Linked DNA regions of Homo sapiens: all the other regions are linked to region 2. Evidence: chromatin contacts called from ENCODE Hi-C or POLR2A ChIA-PET data. All regions are on one chromosome and are shown on one strand. Each heading gives the region's core, a stretch centred on a gene start or an enhancer-like site at or near the end of the contact. The rest is flanking DNA. Distances are from core to core; before and after follow the strand shown. Region 1 overlaps ARHGAP26 (Rho GTPase activating protein 26). Region 2 overlaps KCTD16 (potassium channel tetramerization domain containing 16). Region 3 overlaps ARHGAP26 (Rho GTPase activating protein 26). Region 4 has its middle 300 kb from the start of PRELID2.

What was found. A loop is a pair of places that touch in the nucleus more often than their neighbours do. ChIA-PET counts read pairs that join two places held with the same protein, here RNA polymerase II (POLR2A). Pooled maps may share reads with other maps.
Region 1: a map of naive thymus-derived CD4-positive, alpha-beta T cell shows a loop between it and region 2 (4-fold over the local background). The contact joins two enhancer-like sites. A Hi-C loop is called at or near these places in 1 of 168 maps with a recorded cell type or tissue (naive thymus-derived CD4-positive, alpha-beta T cell), 3 of 37 single-sample maps with no recorded cell type and 11 of 50 pooled maps.
Region 3: a loop to region 2 is called in a map of endothelial cell of umbilical vein, with 2.8 times the contacts of the local background. The contact joins two enhancer-like sites. A Hi-C loop is called at or near these places in 1 of 168 maps with a recorded cell type or tissue (endothelial cell of umbilical vein) and 3 of 50 pooled maps. POLR2A ChIA-PET finds 5 or more read pairs at or near these places in 2 of 52 experiments (H1 and OCI-LY7).
Region 4: a map of endothelial cell of umbilical vein shows a loop between it and region 2 (5-fold over the local background). The contact joins two enhancer-like sites. A Hi-C loop is called at or near these places in 1 of 168 maps with a recorded cell type or tissue (endothelial cell of umbilical vein) and 1 of 50 pooled maps.

Annotation. Positions count from the first base shown.
Region 1 is chr5:143,181,051-143,184,854 of GRCh38, forward strand. All of the region lies in intron 20 of ARHGAP26 (Rho GTPase activating protein 26), which reads left to right. Among named protein-coding and RNA genes, the nearest start is that of ARHGAP26-IT1, 9.5 kb to the right of the region's middle. RefSeq lists enhancers at 2,283-2,442, 2,763-2,812. Within about 2 kb of position 2,506, at least 8 of the 41 ENCODE cell types and tissues checked have a DNase peak (open chromatin) inside an H3K27ac peak, as active enhancers do.
Region 2 is chr5:144,187,897-144,192,011 of GRCh38, forward strand. The region is part of intron 2 of KCTD16 (potassium channel tetramerization domain containing 16); the gene reads left to right. Among named protein-coding and RNA genes, the nearest start is that of KCTD16, 19 kb to the left of the region's middle. Within about 2 kb of position 2,060, at least 10 of the 41 ENCODE cell types and tissues checked have a DNase peak (open chromatin) inside an H3K27ac peak, as active enhancers do.
Region 3 is chr5:143,117,328-143,121,493 of GRCh38, forward strand. It overlaps ARHGAP26 (Rho GTPase activating protein 26), which reads left to right. Exons shown (of 23, transcript NM_001135608.3): 18 at 3,661-3,820. Among named protein-coding and RNA genes, the nearest start is that of ARHGAP26-IT1, 73 kb to the right of the region's middle. Within about 2 kb of position 2,009, at least 2 of the 41 ENCODE cell types and tissues checked have a DNase peak (open chromatin) inside an H3K27ac peak, as active enhancers do.
Region 4 is chr5:145,530,040-145,534,020 of GRCh38, forward strand. It overlaps a transcript of PRELID2 not described here. Among named protein-coding and RNA genes, the nearest start is that of PRELID2, 300 kb to the right of the region's middle. Within about 2 kb of position 1,477, at least 4 of the 41 ENCODE cell types and tissues checked have a DNase peak (open chromatin) inside an H3K27ac peak, as active enhancers do.

The sequences.
Region 1 (3,804 bases), core at 1,256-3,755, 1.0 Mb before region 2:
TCTCACAGCAGCCTACCAGTCACCATCCCCACTGCCACCACCTCAGCCCAAGCCTTGGCCATCTGGCCTTCCTGACCCTTTTTACTGGCTCATTCTCTACTCTGAAACCTGTGGGATTGTTCTACCATGCAAGCTTGAACACAGCACTCTCCTGCATAAGAGTCTTTGATGGCCCCATGGATACTATATACTCCTTAATCCTTTTATTAACTGGGAGGCCTGGGTGACCTACTCTGGCTTGCCATTGCAGCGTCTGTTTACACTCTTTACTTTGACCTTACTGTACTTGTTGCACTTCTGCAACCTTGCCCTGTTTCCTCTCATCTCTGGGGAACACTGTGTTCTTAAACATCACTTCCTTCAGAAAGCCTTTCCTGCTTCCCCCTCCTTACACCTTCCTCCTCCATGCTCCCTAAACTTGATGGGAGAACTCTCGCGTGTTAGGGAAGCATCATCCCCAGTGGGGCACTTATCAGTGTGTTGTCATCACCTGGTTATTTGTCTCATTCTCTGTGGGCCATACCTGTCTTCCCAGTTGTATCTCCTCAGTGCCAAGCACAGTGGCTGGAACAGAGTGACAAACATTTATTTATACGTGACATGAATGAGTAAACAAATGAATTACACCGGAATAGATTTCTGGACAATTCATTTTGCAAAAAGAGGAACTTTAGCTCCGCACTTTGGAGATGCCAGTGTCTTTGAGATGTTAAGGACTTTTTGTTTTGTTTTTGTTTTTTAATTCTTTAACTATGTTACAGGTTTAGCAATGCCTCCGATTCAGGAATTTGTTTAAAACCCCCCAGTGGCTTAGAGCTGCACATAGAATAAAATCTAAACTGTTTCTCATGGTCTACATGGTCAGCCATTGTTTACCTGACTTAACTAACCTCTCCGACTTCCCCTGACACGGCTGCCTCCCTGGCTTGTACGCTCCTGTGCTTATTCTTGTCCCCGTACAAAGCACATCCATTCTCGCTGTGAGGCCTTAGCAGCACCTGCTCCTGCTGCCTCAGAAGGTTCTTCCCTGATCCTTACATGCTATAGCCTGCCCTGACCCTTCTGTCCCCACACCCATCACTGTCTACCACATCACTCTGTGTTATTTCCCTAATAGTAGTAAGAGTTGACAACTCTTACTACTCTTACTACTGTTAACTCATCTCAGCTACTATTCTGGAGGAACACAAAGCACTCGGCTTTGGTGCTAACCCACTGGGAGTTGGCCTTATCTTGAACAGTTGCAAAACTCATCCACAGTTCATCATCTGCTGAAGAGTGGCTTGCAGATGATGAACTGGGAAACTCCATAGGTTTCCCTCTGAAATGTTCTTGCCCGGTATTTCACTCGTTTGTCTCTCCTCATGACACTAAGCTCCATGAGAGTAAGGCCTGTCCTGTCTTGTGTATCACAGGATTCTCAGCACTTAGGACAAGACCTGGCTCTGATGCTTCCTAAATATTTGTTAAGTGAATCCGTTTTAGTTTAAAAAAACAATAAAACTTGGTTTGTTGATAAGCTATGAACTCCTTTACCCAAACCCTGTCATTAACATGGAAGATGCACAAGATCATTTATTGTCTACTCTAGCTAATTGGCCTAGGAGATAATTCACATAACAATTGATTTTTATATACTCATAGCCCTGAAATTTCCTGGCTATAAAGACAAATCCCTTGCTCTATGTGTGTGGTGGCCTGGCCATGCCAGTTCTCTTAAGTAAACAGTCACTCTGTCGTTATCCACCCAATTCTCAAAATCAAGCCCCATGTAAATAGTCATCTCCATAAATCCTGTCAAGAAAATTAATTTTTAGGGTACAGTCATTGGTTTTATTGTAGTCCTCCTAATCCTGTGTGACATAGATCCTTTGGAAAGTTGGTGCTACCAGTTGGGAAGTGCCCCAGCAGGCCCCGTGGTTGTCTGGCTTTGTTGACTGTCTGAATGCAACACGTTGACAATGGGTTAGCTGCTTTGGTTTTAGGGTTATTCTCCTTATGCCTCATGCAAATGAAAAGTGGCAAAAAAAAAAAAAAAAAAGAAAAAAAAACCTCATTTCCTTTCCTAGATAAGGCCTGTAGGGGAATTTCGGCTGTTCTTGGTGGCAGTATAATCTCACAAAAGATGTATAAACACAGTGCTTTGCCAAATATTTACAGAGCTGAGGGGCAAGAGGTGGGTTGGCATAGGGCCAGATTAAAATGTCCTGGAAGGTTTTCTGTGATTCCTCAGAATGCCAAATTCATATACATGGTCTCCTCACCTGTGAAATGGGGCTAATGGTAGGACCTGCCTGCTGATCTTATCGTGGGGATTGAGGAGATAATGAGAGCCGTGTGCTCCGTGACCTGCCTGGTAATAAGCCTTCAGTAAATGTTAACTCTTAGTACTATTAGCTCATCTCAGCTACTATTCTGGAAGAACACAAAGCTCACAGCTTTGGTGCTAACCCACCGGGAGTTGGCCTTATCCTGAACAGTTGCAAAACTCACCCACAGTCCATCCTGTGCCGGGGAGCAGCTTGCAGGCAACTCATTTCTTGAGCTCTTCCCTGCCCACACGTACTGTGAGTTGCCAAGAAAGCAGCAGCTGCATTCACCAGTGGAAATTCCCCCGGGGCCTCCTCGGACGCCACCCCTACCTCTGGTTATGGGCGAAGGCGTACCAGGGGAATGGCTTCCTCCACCAACTCCTTAGTGTCTGATGTAGGTCTCTGACTACCAGTGTGAGTCCTGTGGCTCCTCAGCAGTGTCTCTGCGCCTGTCTCTGTCGTGCTCCTAAGCAGGCAGAGATGCTGGTGGAGAATATAGTAGAAGGGACTTGGGGAAGGACTCCATTTTCTTAAGTTTCAGTAGAAGTTTGGATAACCTGTAGTTTTTAAAGATTGATGCTCCTGCCTTCTTTCCTCTCCTCATGGTAACCAAATGGTTTGAAGTTCCCTTTGCCCCTGTTCAGAAACTCTGACCCTTGAATAAAGGGGTAAAGTATTTAGATTCTGAAAGTTTCATGGGGGAAAGGGGTTAAGGGAAAGCAGTGTATGTGTGCAAATGCTGACAGTCTGAATATTACATTATCTATTTCAACAAATAAACCTTGGACCAGATCAGGCTATCCAATACAGAGACAACATTGATCTTTCAGGAGGGATCTGCCAAGTCTGAAATGCCAGCTGTCCCTTCCTGCCCATTAGGGGGTAGAGAATGCCTCTTTTGGACTAGCTGAAATACTCATTACAAATATTCAGGCCTCCCCCTAACCTGAATTAATGTATTATTGCTTATCCTTTTGTCTCTCCCGTAAAAACATGTATAAGGAGCATTCCCTGGTGATTCCCTGAGGGTTATGGAGGGACATTTTACCTGCCAGAGTGTCTCCAGCATCACAGCTGGAGGTGCCGTGGGTGGGGGTCTGTGTGCCTGTGTGTGTGCAGCATGTGTGTATCTACTATATAAAAGCTCATTCATTCCCTTGCTATAATTCAGTGTTCAGACTCAGCTTGCTGACTGATGGACTGGGGGAAGCCAGTAATTCTTAATTCAGGAGAAGAGGCTAAGGGAGAACAAATCTACCCTCCTGTCTCTCATCGGCCCCCTTGTTCTGAAACACTGCAGTGGTTCAGAGAAGTCCCCTCTTAGAGCTTTCATTTCTTTTGGAGGGATGGTTTGAACCTAGACTGGATCTGCCCCATTTTTGCCTTAGCAAGTCTTGATGAGTTCATTGGACAGAGGCAACAAAATCCATATACTCAAGAGACTGAAAAAGGGGAGAGGAGGGAAGGAACGTGTGTGAGGCCAAATTGCCCC
Region 2 (4,115 bases), core at 810-3,309:
CATCAAAAAATATTTGCACAAGCCATTGCTTCAGTAACCACGTCTCCAGCCCCACCGGAAGTGGATGTGGTTAATCTAGTAGACAGCACTCTTCTGTCTGAGCCTAGCTTAGACATAGTAGACTGAAAAATTATGTATCTGGAGTTGTTTTTCACCAGGGTTGGCAAGAGGCTCTGATAATCTGCCATCATTATAGGTTTCTTGCTTCTTATCACAACAGCAAGGCTTCTTTGATGGGGTTGAGTCTAGGCAAATGTTTTGGTTGGTAATTAATTGTCCATATCTTACATTTCATCTGGATTTTTCTGTTAATGTGATCCTTCTATGTGTATTGTCCTTTGGTACTTACAAAAAGCTAATAGATATTAGCTTTGTACCTCTTCCAGATTTACTGTTATTTAGCAGTAGGGAATCATTAAGGCCGCATTCTCATCCTAGATCTGTTTTCTTATGTCTGTCAAGAGAAAGTACATGAGAAAATAGTCAAAGTTAGTTTTAAGAATGCATTTCCTGATGGAGTTTAGAATGATACATCTGGTGGTAAGCTTTCTCATCCTAACTCTTTTCTTTAACCCACAAAGGGTGCTTAACCAAAAGTGGCTAGGCTGATGGTTAGTAGGTAGGACATTTCAACCTCTGGCAAATTTGTCATTGAGCAGCATCAGTAAAAAGGTGGAAGATTCTCCACTATCCTCAAAACTTTTTCAATGACTATAAATCAAATGTAATAAAGAGGCATCTAACCAAAATAAAATTTAAGCTGTTGTGCCTAAGGTGATCCAAATATACATGAAGAGAAATGTATCAACAGATAAATAACTTGAGTTATGAAATAGGGGTTTGGAGTGGAAAAGAGTCAGGTGAGAGGTCAGCTTGAAAACACCAAATGGGGCATTGTAATATTCCTAATCAAATACTCACCTCCCCTCCCCTGCCACAAAAAGTTGAGAATCAATACTGAGTGAACAGCTTCTTTGAAAAGTGAATCTTTCTACAAAGAAGTTCCAAAAGAGAGATAAAAGATCAACTATACACAACATAATCAAAAGCAAGCCCTGTTGTCATGGTAAGGCCTTATATTCATGTGTAGGGTGTCTAAGTAGCACCAGTAATTTGCAAACACATTGATAAAGGCAATAAATAACAATGATATCAAAGGATGCACTTAGACATTTTGGACCCTCTAAGATATGCCAGGCTCTTTATACTTAAATCTACTGGAGTAGCAGTTCTGAAAGTATTTAACGCACAGCTCTTAACCTACTTGGAGAACATGTACTGTTTTGAAATTTGGATGAACTCTTGGGATCTCTAGAAAATGCAGAGCAGGTCACGCCTGTAATCCCAGGACTTTGGGAGGCCGAGGCGGGCGGATCACGAGGTCAGGAGATTGAGACCATCCTGGCTAACATGGTGAAACCCCGACTCTACTAAAAATACAGTAACAAAATTAGCCGGGTGTGGTGGCGGGCGCCTGTAGTCCCAGCTGCTCGGGAGGCTGAGGCAGGAGAATGGCGTGAACCTGGGAGGCGGAGCTTGCAGTGAGCCTAGATTGCGCCACTGCACTTCAGCCGGGGTGACAGAGTGAGACTCCATCTCAAAAAAAAAAAAAAAGAAAAAAGAAAAAGAAAATGTAGAGCAGGTACATAGAGTTTTGCATACAATTTCAGGGAATTCATGAATTTTGTGAATCCCGTTTGCAGACCTAGGTTAAGAATGGAGGCTTAAAGCAAATCGTGCTAGGTAATAAGGACCTTCACGGAATATAATTTTCCTTTCTGAGTAACTGTTGTCAGCCACCTTGTATCACAATACACATGCCCTTTAGTTTTTTCAGGTGGTTTGCCAGCATTTTTCCTCTTTTCCCTTATATTGGTCATCTCATTTTAATTCACATGGTTGCCATATTCCTTAGCCTTTTATGAAGGTAGTTAAGGTAGACTGCTATATTGTTATTTCCCTTCCTTCTCCACAGTGGCTTTAAAGAGTTTATGTGGCCTCTGTGTCAGAACTACTTATTGCATTCAGGATGAGGCTGACAACCCACAACCTGTGAAGACAGACTGGGGAAATCCACCGGAAAAGGTTTTGGAGGGAACTGCAGATTCGTTGTGAGTAACCAGACCCAGCGAGAGCAATGAATTACATAAGCACAAATGAATATGTCTGCATTTTGATAACCCTTCACCCCACCCGCAGCCAGGCACTTAGTCACTCTTTCCTCTGTGTCTCCTTAACGCTATTATACCTCTATTATAGCTCCTATCACTGCACTGGATTTATTTGTTTACGAGTCTGTCTCTCTTACTAGACTATGAGCAATTCCAAGGCAGAGTCCATGACTTATTTATCTCTGTACCTCAACCCAGTGTCTGGGTTAAGAGTGCAGGCTTTGGAGTCAGAGTGTCTGCACTCAAATCCACGTTCTGTACATTTGCGTAAGATCACTTGGGCTAGCTACTTGACTTATCTGAACCTTGGCTTCTCTCTCCTTCCGTTCTCTCTCTTTCTTACGATGCCTCACTTTCCTTTGTGCCTATAAGTGTCACACTAACAAAGCTTATTGTGAAGAATAAATGAAATAATGCTCAGCATAGTGACAGTCATGTAGTAGTGATTCAGTAATTGGTATCTATTATTATATCTATTAATATTACGATTGATTGTTGAATGAAAATTCCTTTCTTTACTATAGTTCACCTGACTGGAAAAAGCCTTTTTTAGCTTAAACTACTAAAGAACACACTTTTCCCCTACCTCTTTCCTTGTCCCCTCTGTCCCTTTGCTATTAATACCCCTCCCCAGTAACATAGTAATTAATATTCTATTTTATTTTTCTCCACTATATTTATTATCATCTGACATTCTATATGCTTATTCATTTATTGTCTAGAATGTGAGCTCTATGAAGGCAGGAGCTTCAGCTCTTTTGTGTTCATTGTGGAATCCCCATTGCCTATGGCAATGCCTAGCATGTGGAACATACTAAACAAACATTTACTGAATGAATGAGTGAATGGGCACTCACAGACACACACACACCACAACACACATAAAACATTCTCATTCTCTGCTGAAGGTGAGCCTCACTGATTGTCGTTAATGTGCGACATTCAATGTACACCATTCTTCACTTTGCCAAATGGGTAATAGAGCAGCTTTTATCTTTATTTCCCTTTCTTTCATGGCTGGGGGATAGAGGGAAAATATTTTTTAATACTGTTGTAAAAACGGAAATTCTTATTGCTTTAATGTCAAAGCCACACCTGTCAGTGGGGACATTGAATGGGAATCATTGGTGGAAGTCCTCCCTGATAAGTGAGCAAAGGGATGCTGGGGAGAGGGTAGATGAGTTCTGAGTTACTCTGTAGAAGTGGTGGTCGTTGAGAAACTTGTTTCTGTCATTTCTGCTCAAAAACTCACAATGACTACTTAGTGTTTACAGAATTAAGTTCAAACTCCTCCACTGTTCTTTCACTGGTGCCTTTTGCTCCAGCCAAACTGGATAATTGACTGTTCTTTTCCCAACTGCTGCTCCCCTCCATATACCCCCTGACACACTTACACACATATTTTTTCAACCACTTTTCCCTTCTACATAGAACCTTTAGCTTCTGTTTTCTAGGTTCCACCTGTCCTTCAAAGTGCAATAGCAACTCTGTCTAGTCATGATATTTCCTCTCATTCCTCTCATCCTCCCTCCCTAAGCCCTGAAGACAGCTGGCTGAGTTATCCTTCCTCAGATTTCTTTAAGAAATCTCACCTCCTCTTTGGGGGTGTTTACCAGCTTTTGCCTCCACTTATCTCTCTCTAGACTTGTCTGCTAAATTATCTCAACAGCCGAGACAGTTCCCTGTTTTTCTATGCATCTCAGGCTAACAGTGAGTGTTTGCGGCAGTGCTTCTGCATGGAGCTGCGTATTTCCATTTTTTTTTTTTTCAGCAGTACAAATAAACTTTAGGCCTTTTCTGATAACATGTTAAATATAAAGTATTTTTCTTATATGGTCAATACAAGTGAATTTCTTTCACCATTCATGCTGTAAAAGGCAGAATAATTAATAATGAAGGTAAATGTAGAGACAGGCTTGCATTTCTTGAGGCTACAGTGAGAAG
Region 3 (4,166 bases), core at 759-3,258, 1.1 Mb before region 2:
TCGAGCTATAATGGATGGCTGGTGCCTGCAGAGGCTGACGTCTAGGCCTTTCTGTCCGGGATACATAGAGATCTCAAGCCATTAATAATTCATTCTGGAGTAATGAACATAGCTGTACCAAGTTGTGAGCAGTAATAATCAAGTGATGGATCAATTTATTACTTCAGTGTGCCGAAAGATAATGGTCATTAATAATGAAAGGTGTAACTCTTCCCACCCAAAAAAAAGTTTCCTAAGACTTAGATCAATGTGTCTTTTAAGTTCTAAAATAACATGGATCATTAAAAGGGAAATGAATTATGCTGGGTAACCTCAAGCTTATTTATATTCAGAGTTGCTAATCCAGAATTAATATACCTTTTTTCCAAATGCCTTTGGGCACTGGGGCCTGCAAATCAGAGTAATTATTACTCATTAATTAAGTCTAAGAAATGGAACATAGCTGAAGACTTTGATAAGGGAGGTTGGGATAGTTGAGATACATTCCCCAAAAATCATTTGAAGTTTAATGAGTAAGTAGCTGGGTTGGGAATAATTGTTTTAGGCCTACTCAGAAACTCTCCTCATCTTTTATTGCCTTAGTGAAAGCTCATTGTGCACCTCCTGTGCCAAGCAGTGTGCTTAGCACTGGTGCTACCAAATAAAATACCATACTTCCTCTTCTCAGGCCTTGGTAGGGATGACAACACTGTGTAATAAATGCAGGAGCAGGCCAACACTTCTGCCTTCACTGGGTATAGAGGATTGGAGAAAGGTGAAAGGAAAGTACAGAAAGGAATGGGCCATTTGAGCTGAGCCTTGCATATTAACAGTTTGCCAAGCAAAGAAAGCAGCAGAAGAACATTTCAGGCAGAGGAATGATATGGACAAAGGCAGAGAGGTGTGGAAGTGGAATGAGAGTGAAAAGTGAATTAGTATGATAATTACCACATATCCCATGCATTCTCACATTTAATCTGTACAACATTCACATGAAGTAGGTATGTTATTCACCCAACTTCTTCTTTTTTTTGAAGATGAGGAACCCAAAGCTTAGAAAGATTGAGTCACTCTGCCCAGACACCCAGAGCTGGGAGGTGGCACAGGCAGGCCTAGTGGTGATTTGAGGAAAGGTATGCTGTTTTATAAGAGTTCAGTCTTTGTGTTAAAAATAGTCGGGCAGGCCAGGCACAGTGGCTCACGCCTATAATTCCAGCACTTTGGGAGGCCAAGCTGGGAGAATCACTTGAGACCAGGAGTTCAAGACCAGCCTAGGCAACATAGCAAGACTCTGTCTCTACGGAAAAATTTAAAAACTAGCCAGGTGTGGTGGCGCATGCCTGTAGTCCTAGCTACTCAGGAGGCTGAGGCAGAAAGCTCTCTTGAGCCCAGGAGTGTGAGGGTGCAGTGATCTATGATCATGCCACTGCACTCCAGCCTGGATGACAGAGAAAGGCCTTGATCACACACCGGGGACTGTTGTGGGGTGGGGAGAGGGGGGAGGGATAGCATTAGGAGATACACCTAATGCTAAATGACGAGTTAATGGGTGCAGCACACCAGCATGGCACATGTATACATATGTAACAAACCTGCACATTGTGCACATGTACCCTAAAACTTAAAAGTATAATAATAAAAAAAAAAAAAGAAAGAAGAAAGAAAAACAGTGGGGCCCACTACAGGTTTACAGTCGTCATTATCAGAACAATTAAACAATAAAAGCACTGCTAAACATTCACATGTGCCATGCCATTGTGTTCTCCCCAGGGGAGGTGTGAGAGCTGAGTTTTAGGTGGAACTGCTGATAGCAGGGAGGATAAAGCTGAAATTAGAGGTTCTTGGGTCAGGAACCCTAGTTAGGAGGCTGTTACTTTAGTCAGATGTAGTGTGGAGAAGCCTGACGGGGAAAAATGATCATCATCCAAACCGTGTATTTTTATATTGGTCTACAATTTGAAGGTACTTTCATAAAAAAATAGCTTGTTGATTCACTTGCACACGGGACTTTTGTGACAAGAGGCTAAGTTTAATGACTTAGCTCTTTTGGGAGGGGAAGTATAAGGACATAGAATTTCCTTGCCACACAGAGGAGCTGATGTTGAAAGTAGTGATGTTAAAAGCAGCTTGTAAATATGCATACTTGCTGATTGACTGAGGCACAGAACCGAAGTCTCTCCCCCTTGCCAGGTCAGAATTTGACCATCTGCATTAACTTTGTCAAACTGGAAATGTGATGTAATTCTGGGTAGAATGGAAAACATAAGTAAAACCAGGAGACTCAGCAAGAACTAAGAAAATGTTTGTAAAATATTCTTTATGTGGACCAGAAACAGGCCACTCTCCCTGCTGCAGGTGTTGCTTAGCAATCAAAAAGCAAATCCTCTTTCTAACTGGGCTGTGCCACAGTTAAAGTTTCATAAACCTAACCATGCTCTGCCCACCTTTAGAGGAGGAAGTTAAACTCAGCCCTAAAAAAATTATAGAAAAGTACACATCTGCTAATAAAATTGGTTGATATGGTATTTCAATAAAGGCTCAGTTTAAAAACCAGCGCTTAAGGCAGTATAATCTCTTTTCTTCCTTAAAAAAAAAAAAAGTGGACCAGAGAAACAGTGAGAAACACTGCAGGCATTTATAGAATTGTGTGAAAAAATACTCCATATAAATAGCACTAAATGCTAGGGAGGTAGGTCTGTGCAAACTGCCTATCTCTACCCAATTTGTCTCTAGTTTCAAGTTAGTAATGAATAGCTTCCTTCTTGTAACAGGTGATTTAGGGAAGCTCTTGATATTGTCTCAACAAAACTGAATGGCATTAACTTTTAACTTATTTGTTGCCAAGTAGATGATTTATATGTTTTTATACATGGGGCCAGCAAGTGAACAATCGAGTTTTATAGCTAGGTCCTGGTGGCCTGGGTATGGAGTTCAGATACATCTTTTGAGTAGTTGTTTATTCAAAAATATGCCTACGTCTTTAGCAAATTACTCACAGGGTCAGCGACTGTTGACCCTGTGTGTTTGTTAGACTTTGAGTGTAAGTGACAATATAAACACAGCCATATAGATGAATATACACTAGTGCATTTTTATTTCTGTTTATGCCCTGTTTCACTTAATGTGAGCCATATGTTTAATCTGATCGGCCTTTAATACTTTACATCTAAAGTGCTGAATTTCCTTACTTGGTTTTAAATATCCAGATCTGCCCATTTAAAAAATTATGTCTATTTAATGCTTATGTTTGCAAATGTATTAAAGCCATCAAGAGGTTTTACATTTGCCATGGAGAAAAATGCTAACGATTGCAGTTTAAGCAGCTGCCAAGTACATAAATTGTAATTAAGAGGGATTAGCAGTTACCTGGACTTGCAAAACAGGGATTCAGATGTTCAAAGGTTAGTAATTTGGCAGATAGTTGCTTTGGTTGGTTGGTTGTTCTAGGCAAAATGGAAATGATAAAGCGTGTCATATCCTGAAATAGCAAAATAGCCTGGATGCTGAAGATTTCTGAAATGTGGTAGATTTTCTGACTCCTGTGGCATCTGACGATGACCCAAGTTCTGGCTCCTACAGATGAGGAGTCTATAAATAGGAAGATAGGAAGGATACAGGGTGGTTGGTATCTCTGTGTACACGATTTGTCTCATTGGTACCTTTTCTTTTCCTTCCTCCCAGTGTTGCTAACAACCACAAGCAGAATTTGATGACGGTGGCAAACCTTGGTGTGGTGTTTGGACCCACTCTGCTGAGGCCTCAGGAAGAAACAGTAGCAGCCATCATGGACATCAAATTTCAGAACATTGTCATTGAGATCCTAATAGAAAACCACGAAAAGGTAATATGTAATTGATCACTTGCAGTGAAGAATGTACCTGGGGGGAAGCTGCATTGGAATTGACCTTCAGAGTTGGCTCAGATTTGCATTGCTAATCACTCTTACACTGTCATGACGATGAAGTTGCTGGTGGTGGTAGTGATGGTGGTGATGATAATGTAAGGTTGGTGGTAAAGGTGTCAACCGTGGTAGTTACAATGACAACAGCCATGGTTATGGTGGTGGCAGTGGTGGGTAAAATTGATTGAGCATTATGTGCCAGGAACTGTGTTAAATACTTTATATGTATATTGTTATTTTATCCTCACAACAATTCAATGAAGGAAGTACTCTTATGAACCTCATT
Region 4 (3,981 bases), core at 227-2,726, 1.3 Mb after region 2:
AACTTCACATCTATTTTTCCTCTGATTTTCAGAAGAGGGTACTATTATCCCTGTTTTTCAGGTGAGAAAGCCGGGGCTTGCCGCAGATCATACAGCAAGTGAGTAACTCAAAATTCAAGACTACTGACTCCTAGTCCAATGCCCTCTCCAGAATACATTTACAGTAGATAGAGAACGCCATTCAATTTACTCAACAAGTATTAACATAAAATTGTTTCATTCATTGCCAGTTGATAGTGATTGCTCACGGTGAGAAAAATACAACTTTTGACCTTATGATGCTCCCAGTCACATTGGGATCACATTTAAATAATTCATTACAAACTCATGAGAAAAGTATAACACCTTGGAGAATCAGAGGAGGAGTTCCACAGGGGCATTGTTTAACCTGGGCCTTGAAGAATGAGTAGGAGTTTACCAAATAGAAAATAAGTCAAGAGGAGTTAGTCCAAAGGAAATTGGTCAAGTAGAGAGAGACAGGAAGGACGATGATGAGTAAGGAGAGCAGCAACCAGACTCTTGTGGCTGAGATGGAGAAGAAAGAATAAGGAGGGAGAGACAGGCCAAGACTCTGGTAACGAACGCAGGAACCGGTTGGCAATGGTACCAAACAGTAGGCTAAGAAATCAGGACTTTTTCTTGTCTGAAGTAGAGGTCACTGAAGCATTGAGAGCTAGTGAACAACAACACAATCACTAACTTAGAAAAAGCCTTCTGGAGGTAAAAATTGAGTGGAAGCTAGTCGTGGGTGGGGGCAGGAGAGCAGCTGTAATAGTCATAATTGCCCAAGGAGAAGCACAGACATCCTGAACTAGAACCATGCCATGTAAGTAGGCCGCTAATACTCCATCTTGAGTGGAGAAAAAATGGGAAGAGGAGAGAGCAAATATGTAGAAAGTCTTAGCTTTTTCAAAGTCCTCTCCAGGTCCTGGTATAGTTCAAAAGTTCTTTCATTTTGGTTTTGTTTTTTAATTGGAAGTAAATTCTTTGAAAGAAAAGTGAAGCCTTGGGCTTTAATTCTGCTGTTGTTTGAAAGTCTATATATATATATATTCAACCCCTGAGAGGGCTCTTTGATCTATCTCACTATATGGATGCTAGTCATTTGTTGCATGCCTCCATGGCAATAATACAATACATGCAGCCCGTGTGCATTGTCTGATCTTGTGTATATTGAGGAAGTGGGGGAAGGACACCTCTTGATTCCCCCCTTGAGTTGTTATGCTGTGTCTCTGGCCTTGACTGTTCTGACACAGACTAAAAAATCTTGTCCATTTCATTACTTTCTCTCCCCTAAAAGAGACTGTTTTGACAAGTGAGAGGTAATTGTTGTTTACTTCTGGCTAGTGTCAAAAGCTGTGTTTTGCTGGACACATGTGGCTGAGGCACTTCCTCCAAAGGGTGAAAGTTAAGAACTCTAACCTTGATAATTGAAGAAAAGGCTGGAAAACTGTTTGGCAAGTGGCCATCGTCTCACCCTTCACTGAAAGTATGATTCACCTCACAGGACTCCTCGCTCAGCTTAGGCCAGGAGAACAGGAAAGACAAGGAATCTGGAAGGCCCATTGCTCGTTAAAATGTGCAGCCTCTGCAGACTGTGCATCGGCAAGGCCATTTCCCCAGGCTCTGCAAGGCCTCTCTGCTGGGTTTGAATGTACAGATTCCTTGCTCTCATGCAGAGAAGGATCATCAGGACCTAGATCCACAAACATTTTATCTAGGCATAGAATAAGTGTAAATACCTGCCCCAACCTGCTAACCAATATCTACTGTCCTGTTTCTACCATTAAATCATTTATACTATTAAGAAAAATAGCTAATCCACAAAGAACCTTGATTCAAATCCTAGCTCTGTCACTTGCTAGCCATGTAGACTTGAGAAAGTTATTTCGTGTCTTTAAGTTGGTTTGCTCCTAAGTAAAATGGTGATACTAATAGAAACTATCACACAGGAGTGTTGTAGAAATTAGATGACAAAATATATGCAAAGCAGTATAATGTCTGGCTTGTAGTAACAGCTCAATAAATGTCCGTTGGCATGATTATCATTATCATCGTCATCATCATTTTCCTTCTCTGTCTTGCCTTACGTCTCTAATGCGGTGGTTAAAAGCATGAGTTTTGAAGTGAGAAGGACAAGTATTCTAATCCCACCCAGACCATTCATTAGGTGTGTGATTAACTCTTCTTCATCACCAAATAGAGATATGAATAACAATACTTACTCATAGGGCTTGGAAAAGTATTAAATAAGATCATCGATGTAAGACTCTTTTTTCTTTTTTTCTCCCCAGTTTTATTGGGTACAATTGACACAAAAATTGTACATATTTAGAGTGTACAATGTGATCCTTTAGTAAACATATACGTTGTAGAATGACTATATCAAGCTCATTAACAAATCAATTACCTCACATCCTTATCATTTTCTGTGATGAGAACATTTACAATCTGCTCTTAGTGACTGTCAAGTATACAAAAACTTAACTATAGTGACCTTGTTGTACAATAGATCTGCAGAATGTATTCCTCCTGTCTAACTGAAACTTTCTACCATTTAACCAATCTCTTCCCATTCCCCATCCTGCCCCCAGCCCCTGGTAACCACTATTCTACTCTCTGCTTCTACAAGTTTGAATTTTTTTAGATTCCACATACAAGTGAGATCGTGTAGTATTTGTCTTTCTGTGCCTGGCTCATTTCACTAAGCATAATTTCCTCTGGGTTAATCCATATTGTTGCAAATGACAGGATTTTCTTCTGTTTATAGACTGAAGAGTATTCCATTGTGTATATATGACATTTTCTTTATCCATTCACCTGTCGATGCACACTTGGGTTGATTACATATCTTGGCTACTTTGAATAATGGTGCATTAAACATAGAATTGCAGATGTCTCTTCAACATACTGATTTCATTTCTTCTGAATAAACACCCAGAAATGGGATTTCTAGGTCATATGGTAATTCTATATTTAATTGTTTGAGAGACCTCCATGCTGGTTTTCATAACAGCTGTACTGTTAGAATGGCTCTTAGAATGGGTCTTGACCACATGGTTCACACTAAATATATGTTATTACTATTATCCTTATCACCACTATTTCCAACAACACCCCAACTTAAGTGCCAATACACCAGTGACATGTATAAAATGTGGGAATGGGACAATGTAAAAGGCATCACTCCTATTTTCCTCTGTTCCTAATGACTTGGGGAGATCTGGGGCTGATGGGGAGTTCTATTTCTCAGTCCCGATGCTAGCACCAAAACAGTATAGACAGAAGGAGACTTTATACCGTACATTTAGGTTCAATATCTTGAACTCAAATGAAAGAACCCCACATAATAATTGGGATAGCATGAAAGAAAATATCAAAGTTATTGTTGCTGTTTTCTCTAGTATTCTGAATACTAAAAATCAAGGTGGAATAACTCTCTTTGAGCAGACCAAAAATAGACACTTTACTGGGTATTACATGCTTTGCTCAATGTTTTGTGTGCATTATCTCATTTATTCCTCACCATAGCTCTAAGAGTAACACACAATTGTTAGTCCCATGTGTGACTGGAGCTTACAGGGATTAGTGACTTATCTAAGTTTTCCCAGTTGCAGGAAGCAGAGCCAGCATATATATTTCCCTCTTAAATACTGTATTCCCTCTTTTTGATATGTTTGTTCAAGTTACATATTATCAATAACATAGTGACAGATTCAGTCAGTCATGCCTCCTGAAATTCTGTAGTTAGGATTCCAAATATTTGTATATTGGACAGTATCTGAGCAGCCTATTGCTAGTCAAAGCAAGAATTCAGGTGACCAACTGATTGGATGTTTCTCTTTTCATTTACATGTCTTAGATGCACAAAAATCTTTCAGATTGCCTTGTAGAGGCTGTCAGCTGGTAAACTTATCAGCCACAGAAGTATCAGTGATAGAAGTTGAAATTGGTGGATTATATGACTGAGGAGATTCTATA